3 separate regions of the Homo sapiens genome follow, and all the other regions are linked to region 2. A link is a contact called in ENCODE Hi-C or POLR2A ChIA-PET data. All regions are on one chromosome and are shown on one strand. Each heading gives the region's core, a stretch centred on a gene start or an enhancer-like site at or near the end of the contact. The rest is flanking DNA. Distances are from core to core; before and after follow the strand shown.

Region 1 (2,700 bases), core at 115-2,614, 200 kb before region 2:
ACAACATACACAGCAGTGATCCCCGCAGAACAGGTCAGGGCCAGCGGCCTTTCTTTTTCTCCTGAGACACACACCACTGCCCTGCCCACTCTCCCATCCTCACCTGGGGCTCCACCCTTACACACACACAGACACACAATACATACACACAACATACAAACATTACAAACATACACACATACAACGTACACACACACAACATACACATAGACACACACACTCTCCTCGTGCTCCTGACTTCCAGCTGTCTTCATCCTTCTTTCAGTTCTTCAGAGTCCCCACCTCCTCAGCCTCAGAGCCCCACCACAGCTGCCATGTCACCGCTGCTAGGAACACTCTTTTTTTTTTGAGACGGAGTCTCATTCAGTCACCCAGCAGGCTGGAGTGCAGTGGCGCGATCTCGACTCACTGCAACCTCTGCCTCCTGGGTTCAAGCGATTCTTCTGCCTCAGCCTCCCGAGTAGCTGGGATTACAGGCGCCCGCCACCACGCCCAGCTAATTTTTGTATTTTTAATAGAGACGGGGGTTTCACCTTGTTGGCCAGGCTGGTCTCGAACTCCTGACTTCGCGCTCCACCCACCTCTGTCTCCCAAAGTGCTGGGATTACAGGCGTGAGCCACCGCGCCCGGCCCGAGAATGAGTCTAACAGAAGGACAGAGCATGCCAGGGTGTGGTGAGGCGCAGCAGCTGGCCTGGGGGCAGCACCTTCGCCCCGTTTCACAACGTACTGACCGAGGCTCACGGGGGATGGACACCTCCAGAGTCACTTAAGCTGAGGACTTAAGCAGCTTCCCCGGCTAGAACGACCCCACTTAACCAGCACCGCAGGGCAGGAACCCCGGGAGCAAGACTGCAGCAGCCAGTCCCGCCCCATTTCACGTAGCGCCCCCGAGAGAAAGTTCACGGAGAACAGGAGGTGTGGGGCGGCCGCGGTTCCTGCTCCGGACAGTTCCCCGCAGGTGCAAACTCCTCCGGACGCCCCGGACGCTTCCGCCGCCCCCGTTCACCGCTCGCCCCGCGCAAAGGGTTCCCCGCAAGGGGCGGCGGCGGCAGTCCCGGGAGAGCCACCCACGGCCTCCGGCGGGAGAAGCCCAGGCCGCGCCCCGCGCCGAGGCCCGCGACCCTCTCCGGAAAGAAACCGGTCCCCCGGCCCGCCCGACCCGCTGCCTGACCTCCGCCTTGGGGTTCACTTTCACGAACACTCGTCCTTGATCCGTGTCGTAGCTCCGGCCCTGGCTGATGCACCCGCCCCCCGAGTGGCCCGTGGCCCTGACAGAGCTGCAGCCCAGCTCGCGCCTCAGGAGCTCCTCCATGTTCCCGCCGCGGCCGCGGACCCGCCCCGGATCTGGCGGAGACTCGAGAGACGGCGGCCGAGCGGGCAAACATGAGTCCGCGCGAGGATTGGGCGGGGGGCGGGTGGGGGCGGGGCCCGGCCGCAGAGACAAGCGCTAGGATTGGGTGGCGGGAAGGGGCGGGCGTGGCCGCAGAGATGAGCGCTGGGATTGAGGGGCGGGAAGGGGAGGGGCCGGGAGGCAGGTAGGCGCGGGGGATTGGGTGGGGGTGAGATGACGTCAGGGGGCGGGGCCTGACCGACCCCGACCCAGACGGTTTGGGTTCAACTCTCCTGCACAAAATAAGTGGAAATGCTGATGGAAATAGTTAGAATATATTTTCTAAAGAGCTGACCCACTAGCAAGGGGCATCAGCCCAAGGTCTGGGTGCCGGGAGCCCAGAATGTTAAGATTGCTTTCGCCCGGGCGTTTGCTGAACCCGAGGAACAGAGCTCCTGATGTGGGGAGTGGCGGGCGCGCTCGGGGTGCACGTGCAACGGAGACACCGCCCCTAAACCTGGGGCCCTGAGGCTAACAGCTAACAGTGGCCCTGCCGTTACGGCCAGTGTCAGGTGCCAGCTGGGCTGGACCAGGAATTCCCAGAAACCTGGCAAGGCATGATTTGGGGTGGGTCGTGCTGAGGGCCACACCATCCGCTTCCCCGCTTCTGAGGCCTTCCGACCTGGGCTGAGCCCGGCTACCCGAGTCCCGGGGTCTCCGGCTCACAGACTTCTCGGCCTCCGTAATTGCAAACGCCAGCTCCCCCAGTCCATCTCCTGTCCTGGATCTACGTCTATATCCTACTGGATCCGTCTCTCTGGAGAACCCTAATACAGCTGTCAACACAAGGATGAACTAACTACAAGAAGGCCTGAATAGGAACTCTCCCAGGGGACGAAGAGGTTTCAGCCTTCAGCAAAGGATGGTTCATAGAAACCGTTCGCATAGTCGGCCCTCCACGGACTGCAACCCTAGTTAATATTACCTACAGTAAACAAAAAATTCAAGTATAGATTTTAGTCTAAAGCAAATAGGAAATGTCGCTTCCCTGGACGTTGGGAGAAGCAAACACGAATCCTCTCCTGAGGCCGGAAGCGGTGGCTCACGCCTGTAATCCCAGCACTTTGGGAGGCTGAGGCGGGCGGATCATTTTATAACTATCTATTAAATGGTACATATGTGTGTGTTCACGCACTTTTCTGTGTGTATACCGCATTTCATAATTTTAAAAAGCAAAAAAGATTAGCGGGGCGTGGTGGCGGGCGCTTGTAATCCCAGATACTCGGGAGGCTGAGGCAGGAGAATCGCTTGAACCCGGGAGGCGGAGGTTGCAGTGAGCTGAGATCCCGCCATTGCACTCCAGCCTGG
Region 2 (2,781 bases), core at 242-2,741:
CCAGCCTGAGCGACAAAGTGAGCCTCCGTCTCAAAAAACAAAAAACAAAAAAATTCCAGTTTGTGTGGACAAAGGCTGTACTTGCAATGATCTAGAAGTGAGCCCCTGAGGAATAATTAGCATTTCCTAGACAGCAAGTTTGTGTTTCAAGCAGAGTAAACGATAACTTCATAAAACCACAGGACCAAGCTAAATTGTTTTGTAGCAGGATAGGCAGTTCCCTATCAGGCTGACTTAACACTCTACATGACCTTGTAATAATTCCTAATCAACTGTCTTTTTGTAGAAGTTATGCGAAAAGCATCTAGTTTTCCCTAAATTTTAAGGTTCAGAGCACAGATTGAAAATCCATCATGCTTGAAGCGTCTTCCAATTTGGCCTACTGAAAACACGGCAGGGAAAAAGGAGTCCTTCCTGCTTAAAACACCGCACTCTTGAAACAGCTCACTACTGAAAACGACTGAACAACAACAACAACAAAAGACAACAGACAACCCTTCATCGGTTAAGAGACATAGATTTTAGTTCGGGGCAGTTCCTCCCACCGCACACCGTTTTCACATTTCTGTTCAGCGCGACCTCGCTGCAGAATAGAAACAGCACACGTGAACTCCCCGCACGCACAGAACCCAGAAACCTTGACCCGCGCGCGCAGCCGCCCGCAGCCCCGGCTCCAGGAAGGGGGAAAGACGGGGGGCTGCACCTGCCAGGAAGGGGACCGGGAGGACGGGGGTCGGGGCCAGGGGCTGTCGAGGGTTGGGATCCAGCCGGGGCCTGGGTCCCGCTGGTGGTCCCGGCTGTGGGAGAGTCGGGCCCCCGCTCGTGGGTGGTCCCGGGCCTGGGCGCGTGTCCCGTCCCGTCCTGCCAGGCGCTGCAGGCCGCAGACCCCGCCCGCCCCGCCCCGAGGCCACTCACACGCGCGGCAGCTGCAGCGGCGGCGCCCCGCGCCTCTGGAACACGCCGTCCACGAATACCCCGTTCTTGCCCAAGCAGCGCAGGTAGAAGTCGCCGCCGGCGTCGGGCCTGGGCTGCGCGGGCGGCAGCTCCGGAGCGGCCCCGCCATGGCCGCCGCCGCCCGGGGGCGTGAAGATCTCGAGGTGGCGCCGGGAGATGAAGCTCGAGTGGCCCATGCTCACGTCCACCGAGCCCTGCGACGAGTTGCGGCCGATGGTCACCGAGCGCTTCTTCATCAGATACTCGAACTCGCGGCCCTCCAGGCGCGCCACGGCCCAGCCGCCCGGCGGGGACCCGCCGCCCCCGGCCCCGCCGCCCCCGGCCCCGCCGCCCGCGGGTGGCGTGCCCGCGCCCGAGAGCGCCGCCGCGGCCGCCGCCATGGGCCTGCGTGAGGGCCCCCGGGCCGCTCCGCGCGGGCGCCGGTGGCGCGGGCCGAGGCCCAGGCCGCGCGGGTCGTCGGCCGCCGCGCACCGGAGCTGAGGGAGGGGGCCGAGCGGAGGCCGCCGGCCGGCGAGCGAGCGAGCGGCGGCGAGGGGCGGGAGCACGCGCGGCCGCGCCACCGAGCCGGCACGCCGGGCCCGCCCCTCGCTGACGGACGGTTACGCCGGCCAATGGGGGCGGCGTACGGCAGTGGGGCTACCGAAGCAGGCCAATGGCAAGACACGTCGCACCAAGCTGCCGGCACGTCCGGCGGCGACGCCCGACGCAGTCCCGACTCCGGGCGCCGCGGAAAACCCGGGGCGGACAGTCGGCAGCCCGCGCGGGATCGGGGCTGGCGCGGGGTTGGCGCGGGCGCGGGAGCTCGGGGGTCTGAGCCCGGCCTGGCAGCGCCTTAGGCGCGGCGGGCGGGACCAGGCCCAAGGTCACAGCGGGCGCCAGGCACGCAGCGGCCCCCAACCCGGCGTGGACGCCGGGGTGCGGATAGGCGGCGGCCCGCGAGCCCAGGCCCGGCCGCCGAGCGGCCTTTTCCCCGCGAGGTGCGGGAATATCGCGGAGGGGCCGCGTGCCGCGTGGCCTCAGACCCAGGGGACCCGGTGACACGTTCGTTTTTAACCAGCAGCTCCAGGACTGGATGTCGTTATCTTTCCTGGCTAGCGAGTCATGTCATTGTGTCAAAACTGTCCTGCAAAATACGCAGAAGTTCTGAATCACATTTACTTAACTGTCGTCAGCACACAGTTTAAAAATATACACGAGGCCGGGCGCGGTGGCTCACGCCTGTAAGCCCAGCACTTTGGGAGGCCGAGGCGAGCGGATCACCTGAGGTCAGGAGTTCGAGACCAGCCTAGCCAACATGGTGAAATCCCAGCTCTACTAAAAATACAAAAAAAAAAAAAAAAATAGCCGGGTGTGGTGGTGCACACCTGTAGTCCTAGCTACTCAGGAGGCTGAGGCAGGAGAATTGCTTAAACCTGGGAGGCGGAGGCAGGAGAATTGCTTCAACCTGGGAGGTGGAGGTTGCAGTAAGCCGAGATCGCGTCACTGCACTTCAGTCTGGGCAACAAGAGTGAAACTACGTCTCATATGTATATATATGAACTATATATATGTGAACTATATATATATATATGAACTATATATATATGAACTATATATATATGAACTATATATATGAACTATATACATATATGAACTATATATATATGAACTATATATATATGAACTCTCATGAACGAATAGTTAATATCTTAACCAATCTGATACTAAGTTTTTAAAAAAAGAATTTCGCCACCGTTTAAAAAATTACAAGATCCCATCTAAATCAAGATGATCAATAGTCCAGATGTTCACTAATCAATGAAACTCCTAACATTAAAAAGAAAAAAT
Region 3 (2,700 bases), core at 179-2,678, 230 kb after region 2:
TACTGACATTTGCAATTTAATACTGTAACTAACATCGTTTTACTACAACAGCGTAATAATATAACGAGCACCTGCAAGCCCCCCTCCAACAGCAAAACCAGGTATTTCCAGTGACTTAGATCTACTCGTGTGCTTATCCTGTCCCAGTCCCCAGAATGTGCAGCACGTTCTTGCCTTACGAGGATTCCCCCCATGCGTATATACCTAAGTCATATGTTTTATTTATTTATTTTGAGACGGAGTCTCGCTCTGTCTCCCAGGCTGGAGTGTAGTGGTGCAACCGCGGTTCACTGCAACCTCCGCCTCCCAGGTTCAAGCGGTTTTCCTGCCTCAGCCTCCCGAGTAGCTGGGATTACAGGCGCCCATCACGACGCCCGGCCTAAGTCATCCGTTTTACAGCTTCATGTTGATCTGCCTGACGAGATGGGCTGATGCAGGGACAGGCGAGGCCGTGAGCGCGCACACAGTCGCTTTCACCGCAGAATCCAGGCGGTGCTCATCGCAAAATCATTCCGACCTTGCCAGATGTTTGACGTTCTTCATTAAACAAAAACCCCTGAGCAGAACGCCAGGGGCCTGCGCGAAGGCGGGGTCGGGGGAGCTGTTTGGGTCTTTTTTATTTTTCATCCTGGTGACCAGCAATCTGGTCCGCGGTGCCCAAGTTCTCTGCAGCCGGCCTCAGGCCTGATCCAGGCGGTGCCCCGGGCGGGGCCCACAGCCCTGAACCCGCCCCTCCCTCCCCGCAGCCCCGCAGCCCGCGCCCTCCCCTCCCCTCCCCGCCCTCTCCTCCCCTCCCCTCCCCTTCCCTCCTTCCCCCACCCTCCCCTCCCCTCCTTCCCCCACCCTCCCCTCCCTCCCCCCGTCCCCTCCCTCCCCCCGTCCCCTCTCCTTCCCGCCCTCCTCTCCGCACCCTCTCTCCTCCCCGCCCTCCCCTCCCCGCGCCCTCCCCTCCCCGCGCCCTCCACTCCCCTGCCCGCGCCCTCTCTCCTCCCCGCCCTCCCCTCCCCTTGCCCTCCTCTTCCCTCCTCTTCCCTCCTTCCCTCCTCGCAGCCCCAAAACCCGCGACCCCTCTCCGACCCCTCCCGGCGCCCTCCCCTCCCCGCACCACCGCACCTTCCCATCTCCCACCCTTCCCAACGCCCGCCTCGGCAGGGATGCGGCCCTAAGACTTGCAGGAAGCGCGGGTTCGACCCCGGCGCCCTAGCAACCCCTGCCCTCGCCGCTCTAGAGAGCGGGTCTCCTGGCCGGGCCCTCCTGGGTCTCCGTAGCCGCGATCGCCAGACGCGGCGAGCGGAAGGGCCCAGCCCCGCCCTCTCCGGGCACATGACTCGGGCCTGGCCATTCACAGTGCAGCATCGTCCAGCCTTAGTGATTGGGCCATCGGAGAGCACGTGACAACAGCTAGGCCAATTAGAGCTAGGCCAATTAGAGACCACCCGTTTCTATTTATGGTGGAGCCGGCGATCGGCGTGCGGTTGGAAGTGGTGTCCCTGAGGCACCTGCTCGCCCTTTTCCTGCGCCTCCGCAACGTCGGCTGCGAATGAGTCTCCTAAAGGACGCCCGGGAGGATCGGAAACAGCCGAGTCCCGGCGCGGGCAGTGTCCTGCGCTCCTCCCCGGGGTCTGGCCGGGGTGGGCCCGAGGCCCCCGGGCCCCCGGTTACCGCCGCGGGCGCGTCTGCGTCCTGACCCGGAGGGACCCGCGGGCCGGGCCGTACCAGGTGGCGCTGGGGTTAGGGTTGCCGCCACGGAAGCCCAGCTCTGTGGACGCCTGCAGGGCGCCCTCACCGCCCGGGACGGGGGACCCAGCCCAGCCGCAGGGGAAGGACTGGGGCTCGCGGGGACGGAGGGCGGTTAGGATTGCTGGATACAACACGGAACGCCCAATTAACGTTTTTGTTTAACGTGTTTTTTGTAGAGATGGGGTCTCGCTATGTTGCCCAGGCTGGTCTTGAACTCCTGGCCTCAAGCGATCCTCCCGCCTCGGCCTCCAGAGTAGCTGGGACTAGAGGCCTGAGACAGCACGCCCGGCTCAGTTAAGATTTTAAAACAGATTTGTTGAAATATAATGCACTTACTGTGAAATTCACTTATTGAAAGCTTATGGCTTTGCCGTATATTCGGAGATGGGCGGCCATGCTCACTATCTCATGTGACACCGTTTCTGTTGCCCCAGAAAGAAACCCCGTGCCCATGAGCGTTCACTCCCCACCCTGCCCACGGCCCAGCAAATCTGCTTCAGCCCCTATAGATTTACCTCTACCGCGTTGGGCATGTACTAAAAATTGTTTATCTGAAGTACAGATTTATCGGCATCCCATATTTTTATTTGCTAATTCTGGCCATCCTAAAGGTGGCATCGCTCGCTCTGACCAAGGAAGCCTCAAGCAGGCAGGCACGAGAGTCCATCCCTAGCCCTGCCTGGCCCCTCAGAGCCCATCCCTGGCCCTGCCTGGCTCCTCAGAGCTGTCCCTGGCAGGCTCCGGGCTCAGGTGCGCTGCCAGGAGGGGGGCAGTGAGGGCTGTTTTAGGTATAACAATCCTGGATATTTCCTGAGTATCTTGTCCGAATGGTTCCTCTTTCTGTATTTTCTAGCTTCCTCTGTATATTTAAAAATGGTCTTATTGGTGTGTTTCTTCACGACATTTCAATTTTTTGTTATCATTTCCCACAATTTCAGTGATGCAAGATGGTCCTTTCTG

Evidence for each region. Hi-C counts contacts between places; a loop is a spot of excess contacts on that map. ChIA-PET counts read pairs that join two places held with the same protein, here RNA polymerase II (POLR2A). Pooled maps may share reads with other maps.
Region 1: a loop to region 2 is called in a pooled map, with 23 times the contacts of the local background. The contact joins the promoter of FN3KRP here to the promoter of FOXK2 in region 2. A Hi-C loop is called at or near these places in 1 of 37 single-sample maps with no recorded cell type and 9 of 50 pooled maps. POLR2A ChIA-PET finds 5 or more read pairs at or near these places in 3 of 52 experiments (A549, K562 and activated T-cell).
Region 3: a loop to region 2 is called in a pooled map, with 4 times the contacts of the local background. The contact joins the promoter of LINC01970 here to the promoter of FOXK2 in region 2. A Hi-C loop is called at or near these places in 1 of 168 maps with a recorded cell type or tissue (GM12878), 1 of 37 single-sample maps with no recorded cell type and 9 of 50 pooled maps. POLR2A ChIA-PET finds 5 or more read pairs at or near these places in 10 of 52 experiments (CD4-positive, alpha-beta T cell, CD8-positive, alpha-beta T cell, GM10248 and 7 more).

Annotation. Positions count from the first base shown.
Region 1 is chr17:82,715,370-82,718,069 of GRCh38, reverse strand. It overlaps FN3KRP (fructosamine 3 kinase related protein), which reads right to left and starts at 1,364. Exons shown (of 6, transcript NM_024619.4): 1 at 1,174-1,364. The coding sequence starts at 1,314. LOC101929552 (a long non-coding RNA gene) reads left to right here and starts at 1,817. Exons shown (of 2, transcript NR_136400.1): 1 at 1,817-2,503. RefSeq lists silencers at 1,038-1,127, 1,208-1,287, 1,308-1,547.
Region 2 is chr17:82,518,442-82,521,222 of GRCh38, reverse strand. FOXK2 (forkhead box K2) reads right to left here and starts at 1,491. Exons shown (of 9, transcript NM_004514.4): 1 at 916-1,491. The coding sequence starts at 1,334. RefSeq lists silencers at 652-701, 782-961, 1,412-2,071.
Region 3 is chr17:82,291,542-82,294,241 of GRCh38, reverse strand. It overlaps LINC01970 (long intergenic non-protein coding RNA 1970), which reads left to right and starts at 1,428. Exons shown (of 2, transcript NR_135639.1): 1 at 1,428-1,719; 2 at 2,679-2,700. RefSeq lists an enhancer at 627-736 and silencers at 1,493-1,742, 1,783-1,832.